Linked DNA regions of Homo sapiens: region 2 is linked to region 1. A link is a contact called in ENCODE POLR2A ChIA-PET data. All regions are on one chromosome and are shown on one strand. Each heading gives the region's core, a stretch centred on a gene start or an enhancer-like site at or near the end of the contact. The rest is flanking DNA. Distances are from core to core; before and after follow the strand shown.

What was found. ChIA-PET counts read pairs that join two places held with the same protein, here RNA polymerase II (POLR2A).
Region 2: POLR2A ChIA-PET joins it to region 1 with 17 read pairs in activated T-cell. The contact joins two enhancer-like sites. POLR2A ChIA-PET finds 5 or more read pairs at or near these places in 2 of 52 experiments (WTC11 and activated T-cell).

The regions. Positions count from the first base shown.
Region 1 is chr17:42,622,167-42,629,375 of GRCh38, reverse strand. No RefSeq gene overlaps it. Among named protein-coding and RNA genes, the nearest start is that of TUBG1, 16 kb to the right of the region's middle. RefSeq lists a cis regulatory region at 2,639-2,988. Within about 2 kb of position 5,100, at least 7 of the 41 ENCODE cell types and tissues checked have a DNase peak (open chromatin) inside an H3K27ac peak, as active enhancers do.
Region 2 is chr17:42,901,495-42,906,861 of GRCh38, reverse strand. G6PC1 (glucose-6-phosphatase catalytic subunit 1) reads right to left here. Exons shown (of 5, transcript NM_000151.4): 2 at 2,822-2,931. Among named protein-coding and RNA genes, the nearest start is that of G6PC1, 3.4 kb to the right of the region's middle. Within about 2 kb of position 2,606, at least 2 of the 41 ENCODE cell types and tissues checked have a DNase peak (open chromatin) inside an H3K27ac peak, as active enhancers do.

The DNA of each region.
Region 1 (7,209 bases), core at 3,851-6,350:
CCAGAACAGAGCTGGATCTTGGAATAAAATTTTGATCACAGGTTATTGACAGAATTAAAATTAATGGCTGGGCACAGTGGCTCACACTTGTAATTCCAGCACTTTGGGAGGCCAAGGAAGGAGAATTGCTTGAACCCAGGAGTTTCAGACCAGTTTGGGTAACATAGTGAGACCCTGTCTCTACAAAAAATAAAAAAATTAGACAGGTGTGGTGGTGTGCACCTGTAGTCCCAGTTACTTGGGAGGCTAAGGTAGGAGGATTGCTTGAGTCTGGGAGGTTGAGGCTGCAGTGAGCCATGATCCTGCTACTGCCTTCCAGCCTGGATGACAGAGTGAGACCTTGTCTCAAAAAACAAAGGAGAAATTCACGTGACAATTCACAGCATCAAAAGTTGACTCTGTCGGCTGGGCACAGTGGCTCATGCCTGTAATCCCAGCAGTTTGTGAGGCCGAGGCAGGTGGATCACCTGAGGTCAGGAGTTCATGACCAGCCTGGCCAACATGGTGAAACTTCATCTACTAAAAATACAAAAATAGCTGGGCATGGTGATGCACATCTATAATCCCAGCTACTAGGGAGGCTGAGGCAGGAAAATCACTCAAACCTGGGAGGCGGAGGTTACAGTGAGCAGAGATCACGCCACTGCACTCCAGCCTGGGTGATACAGCAAGACTCCATCTCAAAAAAAAAAAAAAAAAAAAAAAGAGTTGACTCTTTCGTCTATCTTCAGAGTTTTATTTTTTTAATTCCTTAGTTTTGTTTTTCTTGCTAATGCTGTACCTTAGGAATGGTGGGTCCATGTTTGTAGACAAGAGAAGCCACCTTGGTTGTTTTTCCCATAGCTGGGAAAGGCTAGAACACAAGAAGTCCCAATTCTATGGAAGGGCAGGGAGATCTTTCCCTATCCCGAGGATCCATAGGCCTTCAATTGTGTTCATGATGAATCTTTGTGAGATGTATAGAATCATTTTTGGCATAGTTTGGGGAAGGCTGGTGGTAACCCCAGCATATGTGTGCATATGATGAGCATTTAGGCTTGTACCAAAATCAAGGCTGTATTTGATGAGGCAGAGAGGGTTGGAGTAGGATGTCAGCATGAGCGAATACCAGCTCAATGGTGGCTGCGGCCTTTGAGAAGGTCAAAGTGACCCAGGAAATGTAATCTGGCCAGTGGCCGGGTGGCAATTGTCACTGAGCTCAGCAGAGTCTTCCCTGAAGACTTTCCAGAAAATCTCTGCTCCAGGAGGCCTCAAGGTGCTGACTCTGGCTCTTCTACTGACAGCTGGAGTGTGTGTGTGTGTGTGTGTGTGTGTGTGTGTGTGTGTGTGTGACAGAGAGAGAGAGAGAGAGAGAGAGAAAGACAAGAAGGGAGAAGGAGGAACACAGAAAAGACGTGGCCTAGTAGACCTAGGGAAAGTTTTTTTGTTTGTTTGTTTGTTTGAGAGTCATGCTCTGTCGCCCAGGCTGGAGTGCAGTGGCTCGATCTCAGCTCACTGCAATCTCCCTCTCCTGGGTTCAAGCGATCTTCTCGCCTCAGCCTCCCAAGTAGCTGGGATTACAAGTGCACACCACCATGCCCAGCTTTTTTTTTTTTTTTTTTTTTTTTTTTGAGATGGAGTCTTGCTCTGTTACCCAGGCTGCAGTGCAGTGGTGCCATCTCGGCTCACGGCAACCTCTGCCTCCCTAGCTGGGATTACAGGCACCCGCCACCATGCCTGGCTAATTTTTGTATTTTTAGTAGAGACAGAGTTTCACCATGTTGGCCAGACTGGCCTTGTACTCCTGACCTCAAGTGAACCACCAGCCTTGGCCTCCCAAAGTGCTTGGATTACAGGTGTGAGCCACTGCGCCCAGCGGGAAGTCCTTTTCATCCGCTGTTCCAAGGTGTCAAAGTGGGCACTAGTGTCACCTAGGTGGCCATAGGGAAAGGTATGTAAGGTCTGCCCTAGACCCATAAGTGGGAGTGTCTGGGTGTGGGCAAGGGGAGGGTCCTGTGTCAGTCTCAGAGAGGAGCTCTGCCTTGATTGGTCATGATGAGCCTGCTGCCTGAGCTAGGTGGACAGGTGACAACAGCAACTGGTTGGACTCCCTCCCTCTCTCTCTCTCTCTCTCTCTCTCTCTTTTTCTCTCTCTCACTCACTTTCTTTTTCTCTTTCTCTCTCTCTCTTTTTCTCTTTCTCTCTGTCTCTCTCTCTTTCTCTCTTTCTTTCTTTTCTCTTTTTTTGAGACACAGTCTCACTCTGTGCCTAGGCTGGAGTGCAGTGGTGTGATCTTGGCTCACTGCAACCTCCACCTCCCAGGTTCAAGAGATTCTCCTGCCTCAGCCTCCTGAGTAGCTAGGATTACAGGTGCGTGCCACCATACTCAGCTAATTTTTGTATTTTTAGTAGAGACAGGATTTCACCATGTTGGCCAGGCTGGTCTCGAACTCCTGACCTCAGGTGATCCACCTGCCTTGGCCTCCCAAAATGCTGAGATTACAGGCATGAGCCGCCGTGCCTGGCCGAAGTGTCTTCATTTCTTACCATCAGAAATTGTGAGCATTAAGTTGGGATCCCAAGGATGGGCTTTATGTGTGGAGAACATCTTGAAATTGTTTGCAAATCTATGTGTCCATTTCTTTCCGGGAAATGTCCAAGCAGATTCTCAAACAGATCTGTGAATGAACAAAAGTTAAGAACTTTTGGTGTAGGGCAAAAGAGAAGGAACAATGCATTTATAGCGGCGTTGTGGTTCACACAGCAGGAACACAAGTGAATGGAGTCTGGCAGTGTAGTCATGCTCATTTTGATGGCCTAGGGCCTATGGATTAACAACTGCTACATCACCAGATAACAGTAGTTACATGTATCTCTGTGGGCTAGAGATAGTAGTCTGGAACCTTCTGAGTGAGCTGGTGGCAACTGTAAGGCAGTCAGAGAAATCAATACTGTGTAGGCCAGGCACAGTGGCTCACACCTGTAATCCCAGCACTTTGGGAGGCAGAAGCGGGAAGATCACTTGAGTTTCAGAGTTCGAGACCTGCCTGGGCAGCATGACAAAACCCTGTCTCTACTAAAAATCCAAAATTAGCCAGGCGTGGTGGCAGGTGCTTATAATCCCAGATACTCAGGAGGCTGAGGCAGGAAAATTACTTGTACCTGGGAAGTGGAGGTTACAGTGAGCCGAGATCACACCACTGCACTCCAGCCTGGATGACACAGCGAGACTCTGTCTCAAAATAAATAAAATAAAATAAAACAAATAAATTAAATTAAATTAAATTAAAAATTAGCCAGGCATGTTGGCATGTGCCTCTAGTCTCAGCTACTCGGGAGGCTGAGGTGGGAGGACGGCTTAAGATGGGGAGGCAGCTGGGCGTGGTGGCTCACGCCTGTAATCCCAGCACTTTGGGAGGCTGAGGCGGGCGGATCACGAGGTCAGGAGATCGAGACCATCCTGGCTAACACAGTGAAACCCTGTCTCCACTAAAATTGCAAAAAATTAGCCTGGCGTAGTGGCAGGCGCCTGTAGTCCCAGTTACTTGGGAGGCTGAGGCAGGAGAATGGCCTGAACCCGGGAGGCGGAGCTTGCAGTGAGCTGAGATCATGCCACTGCACTCCAGCCTGTGCAACAGAGTGAGACTACTTCTCAAAAAAAAAAAAACAAAAAAACGGGGAGGCGGAGGTTGAAGTGAGCAGTGATCATGCCACTGCACTCCAGCCTGGGCAACAGAGTGAGACTCCTTCTCAAAAAAAAAAAAAACAAAAAAACGGGGAGGCGGAGGTTGAAGTGAGCAGTGATCATGCCACTGCACTCCAGCCTGGGCAACAGAGTGAGACCCTATCTCAAAAAAAAAAAAAAAATACTATGCACATAAATACTATGCATCCAATGGAACATAGCCAGTAGGAATAGAGCAGTCACTATGGGGAGGTCACTAAACACAATTTGTTGTCAGAGGAAACAGAGTATTAGGATATTCTCAGGCCAGATTCAATTTATGCCTCACAAGAGGGCCAAGTCACAAGGATTTCCAAGGAACCACACTAGACTTCAGTTTAAGGTTGTCTCCTGGCTCGGGGTAGGTGATCCTCTTGAGCCGTATTGCCTATGGTTGTGTCTTAGAAGCAGAAGTAGTAACCTGGCCTTCTTAAGCTCCGTGACCTAAACTCCATTCTGTTCATCTCTACTTCATCCCTTCCGGGTACCCTGGGGACCTAGTACCTTTCTATACCATCCCTGTGGCCAGTGTTATCTGTGATTCATTTCCATCCTTGGGGCCCAGGCTGATGGGGTACTCTTTTTTTTTCTTTTTTTTTGAGACTGAGTCTTGCTCTGTTGCCCAGGCTGGAGTGCAGTGGCACGATCTCGGCTCACTACAACCTCCACCTCCTGGGTCCAGGCGATTTTCCTGCCTCGGCCTCCCAAGCAGCTGGAATTACAGGCGCATACCACCATGCCCGGCTAATTTTTGTATTCTTAGTAGAGATGGGGTTTCGCCATGTTGGCCAGGCTGGTCTTGAACTCCTGACCTCAGGTGATCCACCCACCTCGGCCTGCCAAAGTGCTGGGATTACAGGCGTGAGCCACTGCACTCAGCCAGGTATTCCTTATAGAGCCATTTCCATAACTTGAAATCTATGTGGGCACCACAGAAAATTTCAGGGAGCAAATTTCTCTAGGTTCAGAAATCCTAAAGAAGGATGGGACGTAGAGAGAATGGGAATTCTCAGGGAGTACTGTGTGTGTCAGGGGAACGAAGACGGACAGCCTTCAAGTCTTTGGGTGAGATTTAGGGCTGTTTGGTCCAGTGTTTGCCTCATTAGCCCAGTTGTAGGTTGAGGATCACCAAGGACCTCTCTCAGCTCCTCACCACCTCCTTCTGGCCATCTCTTGACCATGGCTGTGCTTCTGTGTCATTGCAAAGTTGTCTTAGAGGAACACATCCAGTTGGCAACTTTTATTCTGTGGGTGACCTTCCAGCTGTGCTGGTTCTGACCGCACCCTTTTCCCGACTGACTTTGCAGGTCAGGCCTTGGAACTGCCATACCTTCCACTGATAATCTGTTTTACGCAGCTGTCTGCAGATCCAGTTATGACTCATGACTATTATTTGATCTGGCAGGATGTAGAATACTTGTAGTCACCAGTTTGTTTCCATTCAGGTGCTAATGGCATCTTGTATAATGTGTCCATTGGGAAAATTTCCAAAGTATCAAGTATCAGAAATTCAGCTACATCAAGCCATTTGGTTTCTGATACTATAAGCTATTTGGTGTAAGGATCTTGGAATAGGCCAGGCCTGGTGGCTCACACCTGTAATCCTGCTACTTTGGGAGGCTGAGACGGGCAGATCACTTGAACTCAGGAGTTCGAGACCAGCCTGGGCAACATGGCAAAACCCTGTCTCTACAAAAAAATACCAAAAAAATTAGCCAGATATGGTGGTGCATGCCTGTAGTCCCAGCTACTTGGAAGGCTAAGGCAGGGAATTGCTTGAGCCCAGAAGGTCAAGGCTACAGTGAGTCGTGATCGTGCCACTGCACTCCAGTCTGGGTGACAAAGCAAGACCCTGTGTCAAAAAAAAAAAAAAAAAAAAAGGGGGAATCTTGGAATAGCTTATGTTATGCATGAATTTTAATAAGTTAATTTCTAGTTGGAGAAATTACATCTTTTTTCCCCATTTTCCAACTCCTCTCTGAAAACAGTCTAGGATTAAAGTCTCAATATTCCTGATCCAATGTGGTCAACACATTAATTTGTCCTGGGGTGTGCTTTTATTTGATTATGTGGCAAATCTCTTAATGTCTTCTTGTTAATGAAAAGAGGAGGAGTAAAAGTTATGGCCTTGACATCATTTTTTCATTTGTTCAACAAATGTTTTTTGAACAGCTACATTGTGCAGGGCCTGTAGTAGATAACAGGGAAATAGAGATAAAGACACTGTCCCATCCCATAAGACATTATCCCACCTCAGCCCCCCAAGTGACTGGGTACAGGCGTGTGCCACCACACCCAGCTAAGTTTTGTATTTTTTGTAGAGACAGGGTTTCACCATGTTGCTGAGGCTGTTCTCAAACTCCTGGGCTCAAGCAATCCCACTGCCTCGGCCTCTGAAAGTGCTGGGATTACAGGTGTGAGCCACTGTGCCTAGCTGGACAACTTATGTTTTGCAACATTTTATTTTGAATTTGAAAAAACAAACCAAAGCATATGATTATATGCAAAAATTATATTTATGTTCAGCAGTCCATCCCTAGCATTTCGAGTATTTATTCATCACTTTAAGAGTTTCATTGAGGCCAGGTGTGGTGCCAGGCACCTGCAGTCCTAGCTACTTGGGAGGCTGAGGCAGGAGGATTACTTGAGCCCAGGCATTTTTTTTTTTTGAGACTCACTCTTGTGGCCCAGCCTGGAGTGCAATGGAGCGACCTTGGCTCACTGCAACCTCTGCCTCCTGGGTTCAAGTGATTCTCCTGCCTCAGCCTCCCAAATAGCTGGGATTACAGATGCCCACCACCATGCCTGGCTAATTTTTGTCTTTTTAGTAGAGACAGGGTTTCACCATGTTGGCCAAGCTGGTCTCGAACTCCTGAAGTCAGGTGATCTGCCCACCTCGGCTTCCCAAAGTGCTGGGATTACAGGCTGAGTCCAGGAATTTGAGGCTGCACTGAGCTATGATCATGCCACTGCACTCCAGCCTGGGTGACAGTGTGAGACCTTGTCTCCTAAAAATAAACAAACAAAACAAACAAACATAAAAACAACAAAAAAAAACTTTTGTTGAGATACTTTATATCCATTTGTATTGCATATTAATGTATACAATTGTATATCATGAATGTATATTTTATAATACTTGTACACTAACTAATATATTATAGAAAGTTCATTTAGAATGTTAAGTTTTCTTGTTGGTCATGGTATGAAAAATATTGAGCTTGTTTCTTTGCTTGCTATTCTTTTGTAGTTCTAAATTTGAATCAAATATATCCACTTTTTTTTTTTTTGAGATAGAATCTCCCTCTGTTGCCCAGGCTGGAGTGCAGTGGCACAATCATAGTTCACTGCAGCCTTGAACTTCTGGGTTCAAGCAATCCTCCTCACTCCAGCCTCCTGAGTAGCGAGGAATACAGGCACCTGCCACCAGCCCTGGCTTATTTTTGTGGAGACAGGGTCTCGCTATGTTGCCCAGGCTGATCTCAAACTCCTGGCCTCAAGTGATC
Region 2 (5,367 bases), core at 1,357-3,856, 280 kb before region 1:
GTCTCCTAGGCTGCAATGCAGTGCCATGATCATAGCTCACTGCAGCCTCGACCTCCTGGACTCAAGCAATCCTCCCACCTCAGCCCCCTGAGTAGCTGGGACCACAGGTGCACACCACCACACACAGCAAATTTTTTAAATGTGTTTTGTTTGTTTGTTTGATTGTTTTTGCCCAGGCTGGTTTTGAACTCTTGGGCTCAAGCAATCCTCCTACCCTTGGCCTCCCAAAGTGTTGGGATTATAGGTGTGAGCCACCATGGCCCGTCTGGTTCCCATCCCATTCTTAATTCCTCTACCCTGAGAGATAGAGGGTCCTGAGATGTGCCGCCCAGACCTCCCTCCTGAACTGCAGGACTTATTTCGTAGCTGTTGAGAGTGTGATGGTAGATGGCTTTCTGCTCTCAGCCTTCTCCTGGCATTGCCCTGGGCTAAAGAGAGTCGCCTTGATCAAGGTTACGCTCTCCCCAGGGTCTGATTCCCTTGTCCCAACTTGGACCAACTCTGAGGAGCCATCCCCAGCTTCAGAGCTCGCTGTGGGGTTGGATGAGGCAGAATCACAACCGGACCTCTCCTTCTGCCCTGTTCCTGTTCCTTCCCTTCTACAAGTATAGTTCCCCAGAGTATCTAAACTCCTGCACGTGAATCTCCATTTCAGCCTGCTTTCCAGGGAACCCCATAGATAAATAAAGGCTTTCTTCCCTCCCTCCCTTCCTCCTTCCCTTTCTTTCTCCCTTCCTTCCTCCCTCCCTTCTTCTTCCTTCTAACACTAACAATTATATACCTTGGGTAATTCATTTAAACTTTTTTTTTTTTTTCCTGACAGAATCTTTCTCTGTCACCAAGGCTGGAGTGCAGTGGTGTGATTTCAGCTCACTGCAACCTCTGCCTCCCGGGTTGAAGTGATTCTCCTGCCGCAGCCTCCTGGGTAGCTGGGATTACAGGCGCCCGCCACCATGCCTGGCTAAGTTTTTGTATTTTTTTATTAGTGACGAGGTTTCACCATGTTGGCCAGGCTGGTCTCAAACTCCTGACCTCAGGTGATCCACCTGCGTTGGCCTCCCAAAGTGCTAGGATTACAGGCGTGAGCCACCGCGCCCGGCCTACTTTCTGAGCCTTAGCTACTCTACCTAAGGAGCAGAGATAATAATTTGCTTCTATTAAGACAGAGGACTAAATAAAATAACCTCTTAAAGCCACTTTAAACTTTCCAGTCTGTGCCTCCATTAATTTCAGGGAGAAATTCATCCTTGATAACAAGCTGTTATGATGAAAGCAAACATATTTCTACAAAAGATGTTTGGTCCTTCTTTCCTTCTCCTTTCCTTTTCTTCTTCTTCTTCTTTTTTTTTTTTTTTGCCTATAAACAATCATTTTCTAGTATTATATGTGTGTGTGTGTGTGTGTGTGTGTGTGTGTGTATATATATATATATTTTTTTTTTTTTTTCAGATGGTGTCTCATTTTGTCGCCCAGGCTGGAGTGCAATGGCGCAATCTTGGCTCACCACCTCCCAGGTTCAAGCGATTCTCCTGCCTTAGCCTCCTGAGTAGCTCAGATTACAGGCATGCACCAGGACACCCAGCTAATTTTTGTATTTTTAGTAGAGACAGGGTTTTGCCATGTTGGCCAGGCTGGTCTTGAACTCCTCACCTCAGGTGATCCACCCGCCTCAGCCTCCCAAAGTGCTGGGATTACAGGGTGAGCCACCGTGCCTGGCCTATCCTACATATTAATAGTTTACTTTTTTTTTGAGACAGAGTCTCGTTCTGTCATTCAGGCTGGAGTGCAGTGGTCCGATCTCGGTTCACTGCAACCTCTGCCTCCCAGGTTCAAGCGATTCTCCTGCCTCAGCCTCCCAGGTAGCTGAGACTACAGGCGTGTGCCATCACGCCTGACCAATTTTTCCATTTTTAGTAAAGACAGGATTTTGCAATGTTGGCCAGGCTGGTTTTGAACTCCTGACCTCAGGTGATCTACCTACCTTGGCTTCCCAAAGTGCTGGGATTACAGGCATGAGCAACCACAACTGGCCTAGTTTACTTATTTATTATAATTTTTGTATATTTCACCTCCTCTATTCAGATTTCAGCTCCACAAGGGCAGGGATCTTTGTGTCTGTGTTGTTCACTGACAGAGGTATCCCTAGCACATAGAACAGTGTATAGCTCCCAGTAGGTGCTTGGTAAGTAACAGCTGAATGAGTGAATATGCTCTGAGGTAAATGCGTGGTCTGTGAGAGCAAATAACTAAGGGACCTTCCCTAGTTTTGGGGTCAGGGAAAGGGTCTCTGAGGAAGGGATACTAGTACCTTAGAGAGTACTAGTCTTAGAGGGCAGCTGAGACTTTAGGGTGAGGGAGGGGCTTCCTATTACATACTGAAAATGAAATCTATCATTTGATTTGACAGTAACCATCTGGCTGTAACTAATAAAACGTAGGCACAGAGAGGGCAAGGGATTGGACGGTCAGCTCAGGAGGGCACATCCAGTGGGCCAGGCCATTGGGAAGGACCCCCAGAAGCTCAGGCTTCTGCCCCCTCCTTTCTCAGGACACAGCGCTGCAGGGCGGTGACTCTCACGAGCCCTTTGCCCATGGATGCCCGTGCCTCTCTGGACTCCATCCAGGTTCTGTAATAGGCAGATTTCCAATACTACTGTGCTATTCAGGAAAGTATTGCAGAAGTGAATTAATTTGTGCCAATTGAAGAGCATGACAAAAGTACAAAGGAATGGCTCTCCTCATGTCCCCTCAAGGTCAGTTTCATCCATAACAGGTAAACGAGGTCCACTCAGCTTCTGTCTGCAGGGGCTGGGACGCTTACCTGGTCCAGTCTCACAGGTTACAGGGAACTGCTTTATCAGGGGCACGGAAGTGTTGCTGTAGTAGTCAGTATCCAAAACCCACCAGTATGGACGCTGTCCAAAGAGAATCCTATGGAAAAACAGAACAAGTTTCTGGGGTTACTGAATGAATGCTTTTGCCCAAAGCCTACACCTTCAAGAAGAGTGTAGCCTGAGAAGGATTTCACATGTTGCCTCTAGAAGGGAGAACTGGGTGGCTGGGGAGAAGTGTGAGAGGGAGATATTTCATGACACTTCCTTATGTATGTAACTTTTGCATTTTGAACTGTTTGAATGTATTATCTTTTTTTTTTTTGAGACAGGATCTGGCTCAGTAACCCAGCCTGGAGTGCAGTGGCGCAATCTCGGCTCATTGTGACCTCTACCTCCTGGGATCCTCCCACCTCAGCCTCCTGAATAGCTGGGACTACAGGTGTGTGCCACCACATCCAGCTAGTTTTTGTATTTTTAGTAGAGACGGGGTTTCACCATGTTGCCCAGGCTGGTCTCCATCTCCTGAACTCAGGCAATCCTCCCACCTCAGCCTCCCAAAGTGCTGGGATTACAGGCATGAGCCACCGTGCCTGACTGTATGATCTATTTAAACACAAATAATGAAGCCCAAGATTCTGAACTCCAGGCAGGCGCGGTGGCTCACACCTGTAATCTCAGCACTTTGGGAGGCCAAGGCAGGCAGATCACATGAGGTCAGGAGTTTGAGACCAGCCTGGCCAACATGGTGAAACACCGTTTCTACCAAAAAATATAAAGAATTAGCCAGATGTGGTGGTGCGTGACTGTAATCCCAGCTACTCGGGAGGCTAAGGCAAGAGAATCGCTTGAACCTGGGAGGCGGAGGTTGCCGTGAGCCGAGATTATGCCACTGCACTACAGGCTGGGTGACAGAGCAAGACTCCATCTCAAAAAAAAAAAAAAAAAAATCCTGAAATCCATAAAATGGCAGCTATGTGACTTTTTTTTTTTAACCTCAAGAAGTATTTGTCCTGGAAGAATGCATATGGAACTACAGTTTGAAACTTGGACTTGCATATACCATGGGTTCCCTCAGGCCTCAGGGAATCTTGCATTTCCTCTGACATCAGAGAATGCACTCCAGCCCCTAGGACGAGCCCCCCCCAGGGAAACATGGCCTGCATTTCCATCAGAATTGCTCTCTGTAAGGATGTATATAGCTTCAGATGCTTGTTCTGTATCCTCTCTACTTTGAAACAGAGTATCTCAGACAAACCACTTCCCCTTTAAAAGTACTAGATATATCTTTCACTGTGGAAATAGGTGTCAACCGCCAGTCAGGATGCCTTTTATCCCGTGATGGTGGAATAGTGATTTCTCACCGAAATCAGGGAGAGCCACTAACTCTGGCCTCTATCAACCCAGAGAGATTGCATGGTTCTTCAATGGAGATCAGATGTTTGGAATAACACTTCATCTTTTTATTTTTTAGAATCATGCGGCTGGGTGTAGTGGCTCACGCCTGTAATCCTAGCACTTAGGGAGGCCAAGGCAGGCAGATCATGAGGTCAGGAGTTCGAGACCAGCCTAGTCAACATAGTGAAACCATGTCTCTACTAAAAATACAAAAAAAATTAGCTGGGCATGGTGGCGGGCACCTGTAATCCCAGCTACTTGGGAGGCTGAGGCAGGAGAATCACTTGAACCGGAGAGGCAGAGGTTGCAGTGAGCTGAGATTGCACCATTGCACTCCAGCCAGGCAACAGTGCGAGACTCCATCTCAAACAAACAAACAAAAGAAAGAAAGAAAGAAAGTGGCCAGAATGGGAATGTTTACGTGATAGAAATTGGCAAATGCTAAACTCAGGGCTTTCCCCTGCTCCCCAGAGAGTCAGTTTATCAGCACTGGACGTAACATAGTTCATAAGAGCATTGCCGCGGAAGCCAGCCTGCCTACCTGGGCTTCCATCCTGGCTCGGCATGTACTAACCTTGTTGGCCTAATCATTTAACTCAGCACCTTGGTCTCTGCATCTACTGTTTCTGTAAATAGCAGTAACTACCTCACAGAAAAGCACATAGCACATGGACTGGCACACACTGTTTAATAAATGTTAACCCTGATTATTATTAAGCTGCCAGAGATAACCTATTTGTAGATTATAAAACAGAAACTCAGATAATTGATATGACTTGCCAAGGACATGTAGTTGGTGGGTGGCAGAACGAGGGCTGGAGCCCAGTTCCCAGGGTGACTTTTCATTACCCCACAAAACAGGCTGTTGAATCATCTGTGTGTTTCCTTTTTTCATACAGCATACATCATCTATCTTTTTTTTTTTTTTGAGACAGGGTCTTACTCTGTTGCCCAGGCTGGAGTGCAGTGGCATGATCTTGACTCACTGCAACCTCCTCCGCCTCTCACCTCAGCCTCCTGAGTAGCTGGGACTACAGCACCAACACGCCCAGCTAATTTTCGTAATGTTTTTGTAGAGATGGAGTTTCGCCATGTTGCCCAGGCTGGTCTTGAACTCCTGAGTTCACCCAGGAGTGAT